Regions from separate parts of the Homo sapiens genome. Here region 1 is linked to region 2. A link is an interaction called in ENCODE POLR2A ChIA-PET data of the cell type or tissue named here. Cell type or tissue: CD4-positive, alpha-beta T cell. All regions are shown on one strand.

The links. Peaks named below come from ENCODE experiments on the same cell type or tissue, not always from the same donor. Only the 100,000 strongest peaks of a DNase experiment are listed, where the experiment ranks them.
Region 1: POLR2A ChIA-PET joins it to region 2 with 6 read pairs; 2 of 35 experiments call an interaction of 5 or more read pairs at or near these places.

The regions. Positions count from the first base shown.
Region 1 is chr3:177,542,845-177,550,844 of GRCh38, reverse strand. The region is part of intron 2 of LINC00578 (long intergenic non-protein coding RNA 578); the gene reads right to left. Among named protein-coding and RNA genes, the nearest start is that of LINC00578, 100 kb to the right of the region's middle. In CD4-positive, alpha-beta T cell, no CTCF peak of the experiment used is centred here; no DNase peak of the experiment used is centred here.
Region 2 is chr3:177,141,105-177,149,104 of GRCh38, reverse strand. The region is part of intron 1 of TBL1XR1 (TBL1X/Y related 1); the gene reads left to right. Among named protein-coding and RNA genes, the nearest start is that of TBL1XR1, 52 kb to the left of the region's middle. RefSeq lists a silencer at 4,270-4,564. In CD4-positive, alpha-beta T cell, no CTCF peak of the experiment used is centred here; DNase peaks (open chromatin) are centred at 2,314, 3,514, 3,984 and 6,664; H3K4me3 peaks cover 1,074 bases; H3K27ac peaks cover 2,427 bases.

The sequences.
Region 1 (8,000 bases), 400 kb before region 2:
GTTTTAAAGTAATGTAAGTTTTATACATATATTTTATGATTTTTCTCCTTTCTTAATTGTAAGAGATTTGAATTTAATAAGGGAAAGAAGTTTACAGTGTCTCCTGCCTTTCCCATGTGATTCAGATTAAATGTTTGTTTTTTGTTGTTTTTTAACAGCTCATGTCTACAACCTGAGGAGTTTGTTTCTTGTTTTTTAATTTTCATTTCAAAAGGTTTTTGGGGAACAGGTGGTGTTTGGTTACATGAATAATTTCTTTAGTGGTGATTTCTGAGACTTTTGTGCAGCCATCACCCAAGCAGTGTACACTGTACCCACTGTATAATCTTTTATCCCTCATCCCCTTCCCACCCTTTTCCCTGAGTCCCCAAAGTCCATTATATCATTCTTATGCCTCTGCATCCTCATAGCTTAGCTCCCACTTAAGGGTGAGAACATACAATGTTTGGTTTTCCATTCCTGAATTATTTCACTTAGAATAATGGTCTCCAATTCCATCTAGGTTGCTGCAAATGCCATTATTTCATTCCTTTTTATGGCTGAGTAGTATTCTATTGTGTGTGTGTGTGTGTGTGTATGTATGTGTGTGTGTGTATATATATCACTTTTTTTTTTTTTTTTTGAGATGAAGTCTCGCTCTGTCACCCAGGCTGGAGTGCAGTGGCGCAATCTCGGCTCACTGCAAGCTCTGCCTCCTGGATTCAAGCAATTCTCCTGCTTCAGCCTCCTCAGTAGCTGGGATTACAGGTGCACACCACCACGCTTGGCTAATTTTTGTATTTTTAGCAGAGATGAGGTTTCACCATGTTGGTCAGGCTGTTCTCGAACTCCTGACCTCGTGATCTGCCCGCCTTGGCCTCCCAAAGTGCTGAGATTACAGGCGTGAGCCACCGCACCTGGCCATCACATTTTCTTTATCCACTCATTGATTGGCGGACATTTGGGCTGGTTCCACATTTTTGCAATTATGAATATAAGCAGCAACTTTTCAAGGAACCACCACAGTACTCTCAGACATAATGGCACAGAAACATTACTCCTTTGCTTTCATCACCATTTTAGACTTTTCACAGCATGCTTATATTGCTCTGCTGTGTTTCTCATTTTGGGTGGGACAAATTATCATTGGGTGGGACAAATTATCATTGGGTGAGACCATCTCATGCACTGTAGGACATTTAGCACCCCTAGCCCCCCCCCCCCCCACTCATAACAGTACTAATACCAATAGTACCAGAAATATGACTGGTATTACTGGGAGTGGCCAGGGGTGTTACATGTCATTAAGCTCAGTTACTGGAACAACCCAAATAACACCTTACACGTCTCCAATTGCTGTCTGGAAATAGAACTGCGCCACTTCAGACTTTTTGGTAAAGAAAGTATCACTATGTCCACTTCACAACTGGGGAAACTGAGGCATAAAGAGTGCCTGACCAAGTTAATTAGAGACCCAGACAGTAAAAACAAGTAGTAAATGACCTATGTATGTCACAAACGGTGATTAGCAAGTGGGGTGGGGCAGGGACGTTACTCTGAAGGCTTTTCTAAGTACACAGACACTCCCGTAGACACTCACTCCAGTGAAAAATCACTGTCATAATGAGTTATCATTAATGATGGGAGTGTGTTATACTCCTTAGGGTTTGAAGACGTGAAAATGATCACAAGTGCTAAAAAGTATGCAGAGTTTCTTTCCATTTACCTGGCTGTTACACCGGAAAATAAAAAGGAGAGGAAGAAGGCATAGGGATGGAGAAATCACAACTCTAAAACACCTGAATCCCAATCCCTGAAGGCGGTCCAGTCCCTGACCTGACCCCACACCAACTCCATCCTCACAGTTTTAATACCTTGCACCTGTTAGCAATATTTCACAAAACGGCATGTGCATTAGCATCCATAGTATCCATAATTAGTAGTTCTTGTTAAATGAATTTAACATTGTGTGTCCTCTCTTTGTCTCATTCTGTCATGTGGTATGATAACATTTAGATGCCACCTTTTTTTTTTTCTTTTTTTCCCGAGATGGAGTCTTGCTCTTGTCACCCAGGTTGGAGTGCAGTGGCATGATCTTGGCTCACTGTAACCTCCACTTCCCAGGTTCAAGTGATTCTCCTGCCTCAGCCTCCTGAGTAGCTGGGATTACAGGCGTGCACCACCACGCACGGCTAATTTTTGTATTTTTAGTAGACACGGGGTTTCACCATGTTGCCCAAGCTGGTCTCGAACTCCTGACCTCGTGATCCGCCCACCTCAGCCTCCCAAAGTGTTGGGATTACAGGTGTGAGCCAACATGCCAGGCCCTAGATGCCACCTTTTTGTTGCAAGTTATATTCCTCTGTTTTGTTGAAGTCAGTGAGAAAATATATTTCTCCATATTAAAATGTATTATCCTGCCAACTCTTCAGGAACATGTCTATTTTGAATAGGGAGAGGGACTGGTGTTCACTTGTCTCCTTCAACTTTGTGTGAAAAGGAGTAAACAGGAGGGTGCAGTGGCTGGACAGAGAGGACAGTTGGTTCCATCCAGTGGCTTTATTTTGAGCCTCTGAATAAATTTCCTAGCTTGAAAAGAGACTGTGGCTTCTGCTGTGCAATAAGCTCAGACTTTCTTTTTTGGAAGTCTTCAGAGCTGAAAGCCAAGTTTGACCTTAAATGCTCCGAGCCTTGACTCTTTCCGGTGTACTTTGTAACTCAAGTATAAAAGAACACCTGAGTTCTTGCTAAAGGAAATAGAGGCTTCTGAATTCCTTTGTGTGCCACAGAGGGTTCAACTTCCATGCGGGCTCTTCTAACACTTGGCTAACTTTTTCTATCTTTCTCCCCCCGCTAGCTGTCCTTTTCATTGCTTAGGAAAAGAATTTCAAAAGTATCCAGAATTAGAGCTGTAATGCATAGGATCATGGAAAACATTTAGAATGAGTTCAGCAAATCCACAACACACACACGCGCGCGCGCGCGCGCACACACACACACAAAGACCATGGGGGCAGAGGAGCAGAGGAGGTGGTAACGTCTGCATTTAATTCTGAAACAGCAACACAAAGTTTTAAAATCACATGCTTGGCTTTTAAGTCAAGAAATATTTTTGGAACACCAGCCAGCCATGTGCCAACCACTGGGTGAGGTACTGAGGAAGGGAGTTGGAGGGGAAAAGGGAGATAAAAGGCAATTCCCACCAGTCCCTGGAATAGGTAGGTAACTTTGTCCTCCTGGTATGAGAAGGGCCAAGGACATCTCTCACACTCCCCCAGGATTCCAAGAGCTGCTGGCTAGCCAGAAGACGAGAAGTAGAAGAAAATTAAAAAAAAAAAAAACAGACAATAAGGGGTAATAGGAGGTCAGGGGAAGGAAAGCTTTCCTGATAGCCAAGACATCGGCTTTTCAGCAGTCCTTTAGGAGTTCCTGATATCTAATGATAGAGGGACCAAATAACGTTTTTAAAAACTGGGAACATGTACCACTTCATCACAGGAAATTCTATTTTGGAGGCATTCATTCATTCATTCACCAAATAGTTATGGGACACCTACCATGCCAGACACTGGAGAAACACAGATATGTCTGGCTGAGTCTGTACACTCAAGTTACTTACTGACTCTATAGATTATTGTTCACACTCTTCACTCCCTCCATATAGAAGGAATACACATCCATGCGCTTTACCAGATAACCTGGCAATAATACTGCATCAGAGTAAGTGGTGCACATTTCTCCACACCACTGATGTTGGGTCTGGGCACATGACTTGCTTAAGTCAACGGAATGTTAGTGCATTTGATGTGAACCAAGGCTTTCAGTGTGTTTGTAAAATTTGCCTTGGCCTCTTGTGCTTACCATTTCTAGAAGAATAAATTGCCCTAGAAAAAACATGAGTGAGGAATGAAGAAGCATGCAGAGGAGACTTACATTCAATTCTCAAGCTAGAGTCCAGCTGAGTCCAGTCTCGATCAGCCAAACCAGAGTAGGCTTGCAGAGCAAAAAGAGAAATGTTTGTGGTTGAAAGCCGCTAAGATTTCGGGGGCTGTTTGTTTTGTAGCTTTATTATACCAATAGTTTATTAATACATTGACCAACGGCATGACACAACAAACAATGAAGTATGAAAAATTTTTGCTAGTGCCTTTTAGGGTGATTAGTGTTTCTGATTCGCACAGGACAGTCTGTTTTCAAACTGAAAGTCCTGCATCTCAGAAAATCCAGTATGGTCAGTCATCTTAGCGCCTTCCCACCTCCAATTTCAGAATCCTTTTTGCCTGTTGGTGCTAGCCATAGCTCTGCTGTAGACATCTGAGGCCCTCATGCTGCGTCTAATTGTTTCTGCTCCTGTCCCAGACCCTCACCCACCATTTCCACAGCTCCTCACTTACCTCTGCCCCATGAACAATTTGTCCAGCGTCAGACCCATGTATTTTCTGTCTCTCTTCAAAACTTGCCTATCTCCAGTAGTTACTAATTGCTGATAAAATTTATTTACCACAAGTTGTTAATGGTGATATAGTATTCCAAAAGATGTTTCTATTAAAACAAAACAAAACAAAAGTCTCCTGGAGTGGCAGTGCCTTAACCCAGGGCAGCAGACTCGGGTGCTGCTACTCTCCCCAACCTGAATCCATGGCAGAACGTCAGTAATCAAGTACGACACTGTTCCCATTAAGCCCAGATGCAGATTCAAAATCCTGCTCAACACAATGCTTTTGGTAACTGCTTCAAACATATTAGAGTTGGAACATAAAATGAATCCCATATGTCAAATGTGACTTAGGCCAGAAAAAAAAATGGTGGGAATCTAACCTCTTTTTTTTTTTTTTTTTTGAGACAGAGTTTCCACTTTTGTTGCCCAGGCTGGAGTGCAATGGTGTGATCTTGGCTCACCACAACCTCTGCCTCCCGGGTTCAAGTGATTCTATTGTCTCAGCCTCCCAAATAGCTGGAATTACAGGCATGCGCCACCCTGCCTGGCTGATTTTGTATTTTTAGTAGAGACAGGGTTTCTTCATGTTGGTGAGGCTGGTCTCGATCTCCCCGCCTCAGGTGATCCGCCCACCTCGGCCTATCCAGGATGCTGGGATTACAGGCATGAGCCATCACGCTGGGCCCTAACCTGACTCTATGTCTGAAGGCAGGTGGAAGCATGGGACGAACAGTACATTGAGAATCAGGCAACCAGGAATCCATTTCTGTGACTGATCAAGTTACCAAAATTTTCCTGGCCTCGGCTTCCTCATTTGTAAAAAAAGAATTTCATTAATTCCATGGCCTCTGGGCTAAGAATTTCTCTCTGTAATGTTAAGACTTTAAAGAAAAAAATAATTTATCTGGTATCTTCCAATTCTACAGGACTGTGTTTCTATGAACCCATACTAAAGGGTTTCCTTTAGACAGGAAAGAGCAAAAATAGCTATGCTGACAGGATCAAATGAGGCCACGAATTTAAAAATATTTTGCTAGTTGTAATGTGTTCTAGAAAAGAGAAGGGAAATGATTTTATGGTTATTATTTGTCATGATCATCTCATCTTCTAACCTCTTCCTTACTGTAGTCACAGGGCAACTGGATCTCTGTTCAGGGTAGGGGTGGCAAGAGCTCATGATGAGGATTTTCCTGTTGTCCCATTAAACAAACAAGGCTGGGTCCAGTGGCTTATGCCTGTAATCCCAACATTTTGGGAGGCTGAGGCGGGCAGGTCACCTGAGGTCAGGAATTCGAGACCAGTCTGGCCAATATGGTGAAAGCCCATCTCTAATAAAAATACAAAAAAATTACCCAGTCATGGTGGCAGACTCCTGTAGTCCCAGCTACTATGGAGGCTGCGGTGGGAGGATTGCTTGAACCCAGGAGGTAAAGGTTGCAGTGAGCAAAGATGGCGCCACTGCACTCCAGCCTAGGCAACGAGAAAGAACAACTCCGTCTCAGAAAAAGACCAAGCAAACAGGAGAAAATTTAGGAAGTCTAATCACCACACTAGAGTGTTGGTACCAGAAAATAAGTTTAAATTTAAGAAGGATGTAGGAGCTTGGCAAATACCTTAAGCCCTTTAAACATCCACTTATGTATCCCCAAATTGTAGAAACACTTACATCTCATTTTTAAGAAGGCCCAGCTGAATAAAGAGAATAATTAACTATGTTATTATGGGGATTCTCTACAACTTACCTAAAACATTTAATCTAATGCCTGCCACATTATGAGTAGTATACAACTGGCAATGGCCATGAATGTTATTAAAGTGGTGACTTCATCAATTGTCTTGTAAACCATCTGAAGAAAGGCCTAGCATAAGGGGGACGACATCCATGGTCTAGAAAAGGGCAGCCAAAGGGGCTGACCCAGGCCTCCAGGCACTGGGGAGTCGGGTGCCCAGGGTAGAAGGGGCGGCCATTTGGCTTTCCCTGCCTGGATCAGTACCAGTGAATCCATCTCACCCACCAAATGGATTGTTGTTGCTTTTGCTCCCTTGCAGGGATGCTTTGCCCAGGGTAACAGGGATTTGGCTTGGTTAGTACAGCTGCTCCTGGTGAGAGTTTGTAGGTGTCCAGCTCGCAACCACACTGACTCTGAGGGCACTGACAACTTTGGAGTTTAGACTTGCCACTTCCATGTAATTGGTCCTACACCAGGGTGGTGCCTGCACCAGGACGGTGCTACCACCTCCATGCAGCAAGCAGGCATCCCTCAGGAGAGGGCTGTAAGATTTCATTTACATGACAGTCTAGAAAAAGCAAAACTATAGGCACAAGAAATAGGCCAGTGTTGCCAGAGGCTGACATCGGAGAAGGGGATGGACTGCAAAGGGGCATGAGAGGACTTATGGGGGTGATAGAAATTGTTATAGGCTCAATTTTGTCCGCCCCTGCAACCCCACCTCAATTCATGTGTTGAAGCCCTAACCCCCAGTAGTTCAGAATGGGACTGTATTTGGAGATAGGATCTTTAAAGAGATAATTGAGTTAAAATGAGGTCTGTAGGTGGGCCTAACACAATCTGACTGGTATCCTTATGAGAGGAGGAAACCTGGACAGAGAGACACCATATATGTGCACACACAGAGGAAAGACTAAGTGAAGACACAGCCAAGAAGGGAGGCCACAGGAGAAACCGAGCCTGCCTGCAACTTAATCTTGGACACTCCAGCCTCCAGAACTGTGAGAAAATAAATTTCTGTAGTCTAAGCCACACCGTTTGGGGTACTTTGTTATGGCAGCCCTAGCAAACTAATACAGGAAAATCCTATACTTTGATTATGATCAATTATGAAATCAATTGTTTACCTTTGTCAAAGCTAAAAATTGTAGGCCTACAGAGGGTGACTTTCACCATATATAAACTATTCGTCATTAAACCTGACTTTTAAAAAGTGCTATCAGTCTTTTATTATTATTATTATTATTTTTTGAGACAGAGTCTTACTCTGTTGCCCAGGCTGAAGTGCAGTGGCCTGATCTTGGTTCACGCCAACCTCTGCCTCCTGGGTTCAAGTGATTCTATTGCTTCAGCCTCCTGAGTAGCTGGGACTACAGGCGTGCACCCCCACACCAGGCTAATTTTTGTATTTTTAGTAGAGTCAGGGTTTCACCATGTTGACCAGGCTGGTTTCGAACTCCTGGCCTCAGGTGATCTGCCTGTCTTCCAAAGTGCTGTGCCTAGAGGTATGAGCCACCACATTCAGCTTACCAGTCATATTTTTAAAGTTTGGCATCATAGTAAATAATAATGATAGCAATAACAATATCTCTGTGAAGAATTTTCTGAATATAATGGAAAATTCACAATTAAGTTAAATAATAAGCAAATATTATTCTTAAACTTTTATTTTGCTTAATTTTTCAAATGCAACAGTTTTACAAAGATGGTAATTATGATATAATGCAATCTCCATTGTAATGTTCTTCTGTATAAGTAATTTGTGTATGAGCATTTGCTGGCTTAAAAAAGATATAATCATCCTGAAAGCTATGTAGCTAAGGTACTCTCTATTAATATCAATATTAACTGTC
Region 2 (8,000 bases):
CTTGGGACTGAGCAAGAAATGGAAGCTCTGCTCATTGCTTACTTCTAAAGCAAAGCAAAGTCTCCTGGAGTTTTTTCTTTTCTTTTCTTTTCTTTTTTTTTGAGGGAGTTTTGCTCTTCTTTGTCCAGGCTGGAGTGCAATGGCGTGATCTCGGCTCACCACAACCTCTGCCTCCTGGGTTCAAGTCATTCTCCTGCCTTAGCCTCCCGAGTAGCTGGGATCACAGGCACGCACCACCACAACCAGCTAATTTTGCATTTTTAGTAGAGGCAGGGTTTCTCCATGTTTGCCAGGCTGGTCTCAAACTCCTGACCTCAGGTGATCCACCCGGCCTCCCAAAGTGCAGGGATTACAGGCGTGAGCCATCGCACCCAGCCAATTTTTATTATTTTTATTTTTTTCTCGAGTCTTATTCTGTTGCTCAGGCTGGAGTGTGATCTCGGCTCACTGCAATCTCCCCCTCCTGGGTTCAAGTGATTCTCCTGCCTCAGCCTCCTGAGTAGGTTCAATTACAGGCATGCGGCACCATGCTCGGCTAATTTTTTGTATTTTTAGTAGAGATGGGGTTTCACCATATTGGTCAGGCTGGTCTCGAACTCCTGACCTCGTTATCCACCCACCTCAGCCTCCCAAAGTGCTGGCATTACAGGCGTGAGCCACTGTGCCTGAGAGGTTTATTTTTGAGATCAAAGAGTATGCCATGTCTTTAGCCATAAGAGAAGCTGGGAATTTTAAATTCTAATTTCTAGTTTAGATAGTAAGTAGATTTCAGAACGTGGAAATATCCACAAATTAAAAAGTCTTTTCAAACTTGATAGATGTCCACAACAGTAAATACTTAACTGTCCCCTATCAGCATGTATACCTCCTTTTGTACTTAAACTTTCAACATCCTTAACTAGCTGTCATCTAAAAAATCTACAATTTATAAAAAGTTTGTGTTATATTCTAAATTGGTGAGTTGGTTATTTAGATCCTAAAATTGATTCTTCATTCAGAACAAAAAAATTATAAAATAACGGACTTGTTTCCATGGTAGCCAGAATAAGTAAGGTTGTTGACAAAAGCTAAGTGTCTGTTTCACAGAGATAACTTTCTTAATGGTGGAAAGATTCTGGGTGTTACCATATTGCTACCAGGTAGCTCTGTGTCCCCTGTGAAATGTGGTACTGTTTGGTGTGGAGGTGAGAGGAACTCAAGAGTTAATTGTTGCTTATAGTAGATCACATTATTCAAAAACAGTTGCTTCCCTTCTTTACTGGCTTCTCCCTACAGGACCTCCTATTTGTGGGAGGAGTACTTCCTTGTTCCTGTGGACATCAGGAATGGCCATGGAACTTGATTTGGCCACTGGAAGATGAGTAGAAGTGATTATTTGTCATGTCTAAGCTGAAGCCTTATTAGGAGCCATTGCATGAATGATTTTTGCTAATTTTCCTCAGCCCCAAGAAAAATGGGCCAGATAAAGACTATTTCTTTTGCTAGATTCCAGAATGAAGAAGATGCCTGTAGCCAACCTGTAGCTGACAACAAAAATGAGAAATACATTTTGCGCTGTCTGTTGAACCCAAGACCCTTTCAGAGTAAAACTAATTTAATAATCATAAGTACTTTCTTTCACTGTGTTGACATTTGCACTTTGGCTCAAAAGTGATGTTTTGGAAAACTTGCTGGTTAGGAAAAAATCAGTGCAGTTTCTTCAAACTATGTTCTGCAGCACCATCACCACATATTTATAGTAAACGAAGTTTTACTTGGTCGGGCATCGTGGCTCATCCCTGTAATCCCAGCACTTTGAGAGGCTGAGGCAGGAGAATTGCTTGAGCACAGGAGTTTGAGACCAGCCTGGGCAACATAGGGAGACCTCGTCTCTATAAAAAAACCAAAAATGTTAGCTGGGCATGGTGATGCGTGCCTGTAGTCCCAGCTACTTAGGAGGCTGAGCTGTGGTGATCCCTTGAGTCCAGGAGGTTGAGGCTGCAGTGAGCCAAAATCACGCCATTGCACTCCAGGCTGGGTGATAGAGTAAGACTACATCTCTTAAAAAAAAAAAAAAAGTCTTAGGAATCTCCTTGATGAAGCAGTAAAAAGTATTAATCTAAAAAAATCATGATCTGAATCTGAATCATTTTAATGGTCTTTGTGATGAAATGGGAAATGTTCATAAAATACTTGTGAATGCAAAAGTATGATGGTTTCAGAGGGAAAACTCTTGGGCATTATTTGAGTTATGAGCAGAACCAGCCTTCTTTAATTTTCGCTTGAAACAGTGACTCACTATGGTGATTCTGACATGAGCATTTTAGAGATATTTTCTCAAACAAAGTGAGCTTTTACTTTAAGGAAAACAACGGACGGTATTTGTTGCCAGTGATAAAATCTGAGATTTCACGTGATAGTTTGGGTTTTGGAAAATTATTAGATACTGTGAGCTTGATAGCTTCCTGTTATTTAGAATTTTTCTGATGATCTTGGTAAAAGTAGTAGTGAATACAACTTTTTTTTTTTTTTTTTTGAGATGGAGTCTCGCTCAGCTGCCCAGGCTGGAGTGCAGTGGCGTGATCTTGGCTTACCACAACCTCCGCCTCCTGGGTTCGAGACCAGCCTGGCCAACATGGTGAAACCCCCATCTCTACTAAAAATACAAAAAATTACCTGGGCATGGTGACGGATGCCTGTAGTCCCAGCTACTCGGGAGCCTGAGGCAGGAGAATCACTTGAACCCGGGAGGCAAAGGTTGCAGTGAGCCGAGATCACGCCATTGCACTCCAGCGTGGGCAACAAGAGCAAAACTCCCATCTCAAAACAAACAAAGCATATCATATGAAAGCCAGAAAACTGACTTAACCTGAGGCAGTATAGTGAAGATGTACTGCTGTACAAGCCAAATGAAAGCAAATTGCTTCTGAAATTCTGTTTGTAGAGATAGAGAAACCTTTGCCAGAATGATAGCTGCATATCAGGTACTGAACTAAGCAGATCACATATGAATACCAGCTCTTCCTTGTAGTCATTAAGATTAAAACACAGTCATCCTCTAAAAATATTTGTTTTCTGTATTAGCCAGACAGTTGTATTAAGTAGGTACCTGCTAGGAATTGCAATCCTTGCATCTTTCAGTTCTTTGACAATTCTTTCAGGAATGCAAATTACTTTTGTTTGGAGGGAGAGCTCCTGGGATCTCCATCAGACTTCCTGATAAAAACTACCCTGCAACTCCACCTGTCATGGCATCAGTATGGGAATTTTGTCTGTTGGAAAACTAAGACTGCCCTTTGCAACTATATGTTCAACACCTGGAGAAGATAACCAATAAATTGGGAGGGTTAATCTACTCTGATAAATGGACTTTTGACCAAAACTTTATTATTTGACCACTGTCATTCCTCTTTCTGACAAATGTGCCACATTGGTGCTATCTGGGTCTTTTAGAGATTTAAGAGTTAGCTTTTATAGTCCCAGAAAGGTCTGGGTGTTTCACTTTTCAAGTACATGGTTACCTTAGTAAGGGGCTGTTGATCTTTGTGGAAAGCCAAGAGGGAAATCACAGTACTTGTGATGTAATTATAGAGCTTTGTCTAAAGGATACCTTGCCTTACTGCCTTTATTCTAGAGGGTCTGCGAACTTTGAGAGGCTGTTATTTTTCTATCTTGGTGGCTTATGTCCCCCTTGTCAGGTCTCTGTATTCCATACATATTTGTTTACCCAGGTTAGGAGTTAGCAGACTTTTTCTATAGGGAGCCAGATATACAGTCACTGAAAAAAACAATGCAGTGCTGCCATTGTAGTGCTAAAGCAGCCATAAATAGTACATAAATGAGCTTTTCTGTTCAATTAAAACTTTATTTACTAAAACACAGTGGGTCAGATTTGCCTCCGGTTGTAGTTTTCATACCTCTGGTGTAGATCACATAGGATTATAGTGGAATGTCTTTATGTTACGGTTTTAGGGACTTTCCAAGGTTCCTGCAGACAAACCAGTTTGATAACCACTAGGTTCCTGTTCGTTAAGCTTGCCTGGTACCACTTGAAGTTATAATTAAACAGTCAACAAAATCAGCCTGTGCATTTGAGTTTTGGTTTTAAAGCTTTAGAGCAGGGGTTGGCAAACTGCAGTCTGCAGGCCAAATGTGGCCAGCCTGTTTTTTTGTGATCCACAAGTTAAAAATGTTTTCCATAATTTAAAATAATTGAATAAAGAAGATCAAAAAAGAATGATATTATTTTGTGACAAGTTAAAAATTACATGAAATTCAAATTTTCATGTGTAAAGTTTTATTGAAATACAGCCACATTGATTAATTTATGTGTAGGTTATGGCTGCTTTCTTTTTCTTTTTTTCTTTTTTTTTGGGACGGAGTCTCCCTCTGTCGCCCAGGCTGGAGTGCAGTGGTGCAATCTCGGCGCACTGCAAGCTCCGCCTCCTGGGTTCACGCCATTCTCCTGCCTCAGCCTCTGAGTAGCTGGAACTACAGGCACCCGCTACCACACCCAGCCAATTTTTTTTTTTCTAAAGTAGAGATGGGGTTTCACTGTGCTAGCCAGGATGGTCTCGATCTCCTGACCTCATGATCCACCCGCCTTGGCCTCCCAAAGTGCTGGGATTACAGGCGTGAGCCACCGCGCCCGGCCAGGTTATGGCTGCTTTCACTTCACAACTACACAGTTGAGTAGTTGCAACAGAGACCTTTGGCCTTGGAAGAATTACTATCTGGCCCTTTACAGAAAAACGTTTTCTAACCTTGGCTTAAGATGGAGAACGATTCTTTAATGTTGTACTTAGTAACTGCCTCTTTCTTTGTCAGTGCCATGAGTCAAAAATTTATGCTGTGAATATGTCACTTTGTGTTTTTTTTTGAGACGGAGTTTTGCTCTTGTTTCCCAGGCTGGAGTGCAGTGGTGTGATCTCAGCTCACTCCAACCTCCGCCTCCCGGGGTTCAAGCGATTTTCGTGCCCCAGCCTCCTGAGTAGCTGGGATTACAGGCATATAGCACCATGCCCAGCTAATTTTGTATTTTTAGTAGAGACGGGGTTTCTCCATGTTGGTCAGGCTGGTCTTAAACTCCCTACCTCAGGTGATCCGCCTGCCTCCCAAAGTGCTGGGATTACAGGCATGAGCCACCATGCCCGGCCTGAATATGTCACTTTCTTAACTCCAACACTGTTAGAAGCAGTCATCCCCACTCCACTGTCCTCGTATATCTGTGGCATGACCTTCATAGATTTCTACCAGTCTCACTTGTTCCCCAAAGCGTTGTTTTCTTTAGTCACTTCATTGCAGATGACCACAGTTGATAATTTAATTCTGTTAGAGCCTGAATGAACTATCAGAGACCCATCTTATATAATTAGCTGTACCCTCACTGAATTGAAACCTAAACAATTGGATAATATTCTCAGATTCCCATCACCTTGAAAGTTTGCTCATTTACCTACTTCACATGGTAGTTACAATAATTTAATGAGATAAATATAATCTAGTATTTTACTGAATTTTCACTTGCACAGGCACTGAGCCAGGTGCTTTTCACACATAACAAAAAGTTTAATTTCAAAGGTTAGCTGATAAATATTTTAAATTTAGGAATAAATATCCCCCTGCCCCATCATCACTTCACGTACTGTAAAAAACTTACAGCATTTACAAGTTTTAAAATCACATTAAAGTGGTTGACATAAATTAATATCTTTGCCTATAATATTCCTTCCCTTTTTTTTTTGACTTGTAGATACAGTTGATTTTTGTCATTCACTGTAGTTATGTTCTTTATAGTTGCCTTGAACACTGACTTAGCAAATACTGAGCATCGCTCCTACGGGAATATGCAGGGTTAGGTTCCTGTAGGCCTCGGTCATAACATTTTTGTCAGCTGATCAATAGTAACTGTGTGTTTCTGTTTAAAGATAACTTCCTAATATATATTGTTGATTGATTAATATTGCATTTAGAGTCAACAGCACTAAAACTCATATGAACAAAGCTTATTTCCCACACATATTTTCTCTGCAGCCTTTTTGTACTTAGCAATACTAGATAGCCCTAAGCATAGTGATCAAGTGCTATTTTAAATAGTGAAATGACCAACAGAAAGCACAAACATGCAAAAACGTGGCACTAAATAGACCACCCAAAGGACATTTGTTTGCCATATGATGGCTGAAACAAGGCAGAATGCTGTCTTTTTTTTGTCTTCAGGTGGGTAAGTGTACAATGGGCACCTCAAATTTTTCATCATTTTGTGCATGTCCACATATGATTGCAAAAGTGCTGCAAGTATTAATTTTGGTGCAAGCAGGCAAATTCATAAATGTGAAATCCATGAATTGGTGAGGATTGACTGTATTTCCCTTGATGCCACTAATTTATTATTGTAAATTTATTATTTTAAATTTTTATTTCACTTGCTTCTTAAATTTACTTATTTTAATCGTAAATAGACATAAAAATTTACTATATTAACTGTTAAAAAATGTATAGTTCAATAGTGTTAAGTAAATTCCTACTGAGGTAGGAGACGGGACTTGACTCCAGAGTTGGGGCTTGGACTTTGCACCAGGTGAAGACTAGCTGAAGCAGGGAAGAGATGAAAACACTTCTCCATAAAGACATGCCCACCAGTGTCATGTTAGTTTATCATTGCCATGGCAACACCTGAAAGTTTCTGTCCCTTTCCGTGACAACAACCTAGACGTTACCCCACTTCTAGAAATTTCTGCAGAACCTGTTCCTTAGTTTGCGTGTAATTAAGAGTAGGTGTAATTAAGAGTAGGTATAAATGTGACTACAGAACTGCTCCTGAGCTGGCCCTCTGGTCATACTGCTAATGGGGGAGCCCTGCTCTGCAAGGAGCAGTACTTCTGCTGCTGCTTCCACTAAAATTGCTGTCAAACACCACTGGTTCACCCTGAATTCTTTCCTGGGTGAAGCCAAGAAGCCTCCTGGGCTAAGCCTGAATTTTGTCTCTTGTCTACCCTGCACTACAATCAGTCTCCAGTATTCATCCTGCAAAACTGAAACTCTGTGCCCATTAAGCAACTTCTTCTCATTCCTCTCGCCTCTAGCCACTGGCAATCACTATTCTTATTTTCTGTCTTTATGAATTTGAGTATTATAGGTACCTTATGTAAGTGGAATCATGTAGTGTTTGTCTTTTTATGAACTACCTTAATATACTTAGCATAACGTCCTCACAGTCATCTATGTTGTAGCATGTGTCAGAATTTCCTTGCTTTTTAAGGTTAATGTTTCACTGTATATATAGACCATGTTTTGTTTATCTGTTGATGGACACTTTGGTTGCTCCCGACTTTCGGCTATTGTGAATAGTGCTGCTGTGAACACGGGTGTACAAGTATCTCTTTTGAGATCCTGCTTTGTTTTGGTCCACTAACAGTTTATCTTTTATATGCGATACATACACATTGTAAAAATGAGTGAACCAACCAGATGGAACAGATGTACACTGTAAAGTGATATGTTGAAAGTTCTTAGTTTGAGCTCATTCTATTCACCAAATACAGCTGTTGTTAAGACTTCGATATGTAACCTTGCAAATGTGTTTTTATGCACTTTCAGGTGCATATAAAAATATGTGAAAAATATTTAATACGATTTATATGTAGTTTAATAACACTTGAGATCATATGCATACTGTTCTGTTGATAACCTAATGCATTGTGAATATTATTCATGTAAATACAAATATATTTTGTTCTTAACTTCTACTTGGTATTCTGACTTACTTAACTTCTACCTGGTATTCTGACTTACCATAACTTTTTAGAAATCAAAATCAGTTTTTAAATTATTTAAAAGTAATGCATGCATGCAGCAGAATCTCCAAATAGGATAGAATGATACGAAGAAAACTAAGATCTTTTTCCCCCATCCCCAAGCTTTCTAGAGGCAGCCACTGTTAATAGTTGTTTATTTCTTGCTTGCTTTATTTTAAATGATAAATTATACTAAAGAGTCAGTATTAACTATGGGACATATTT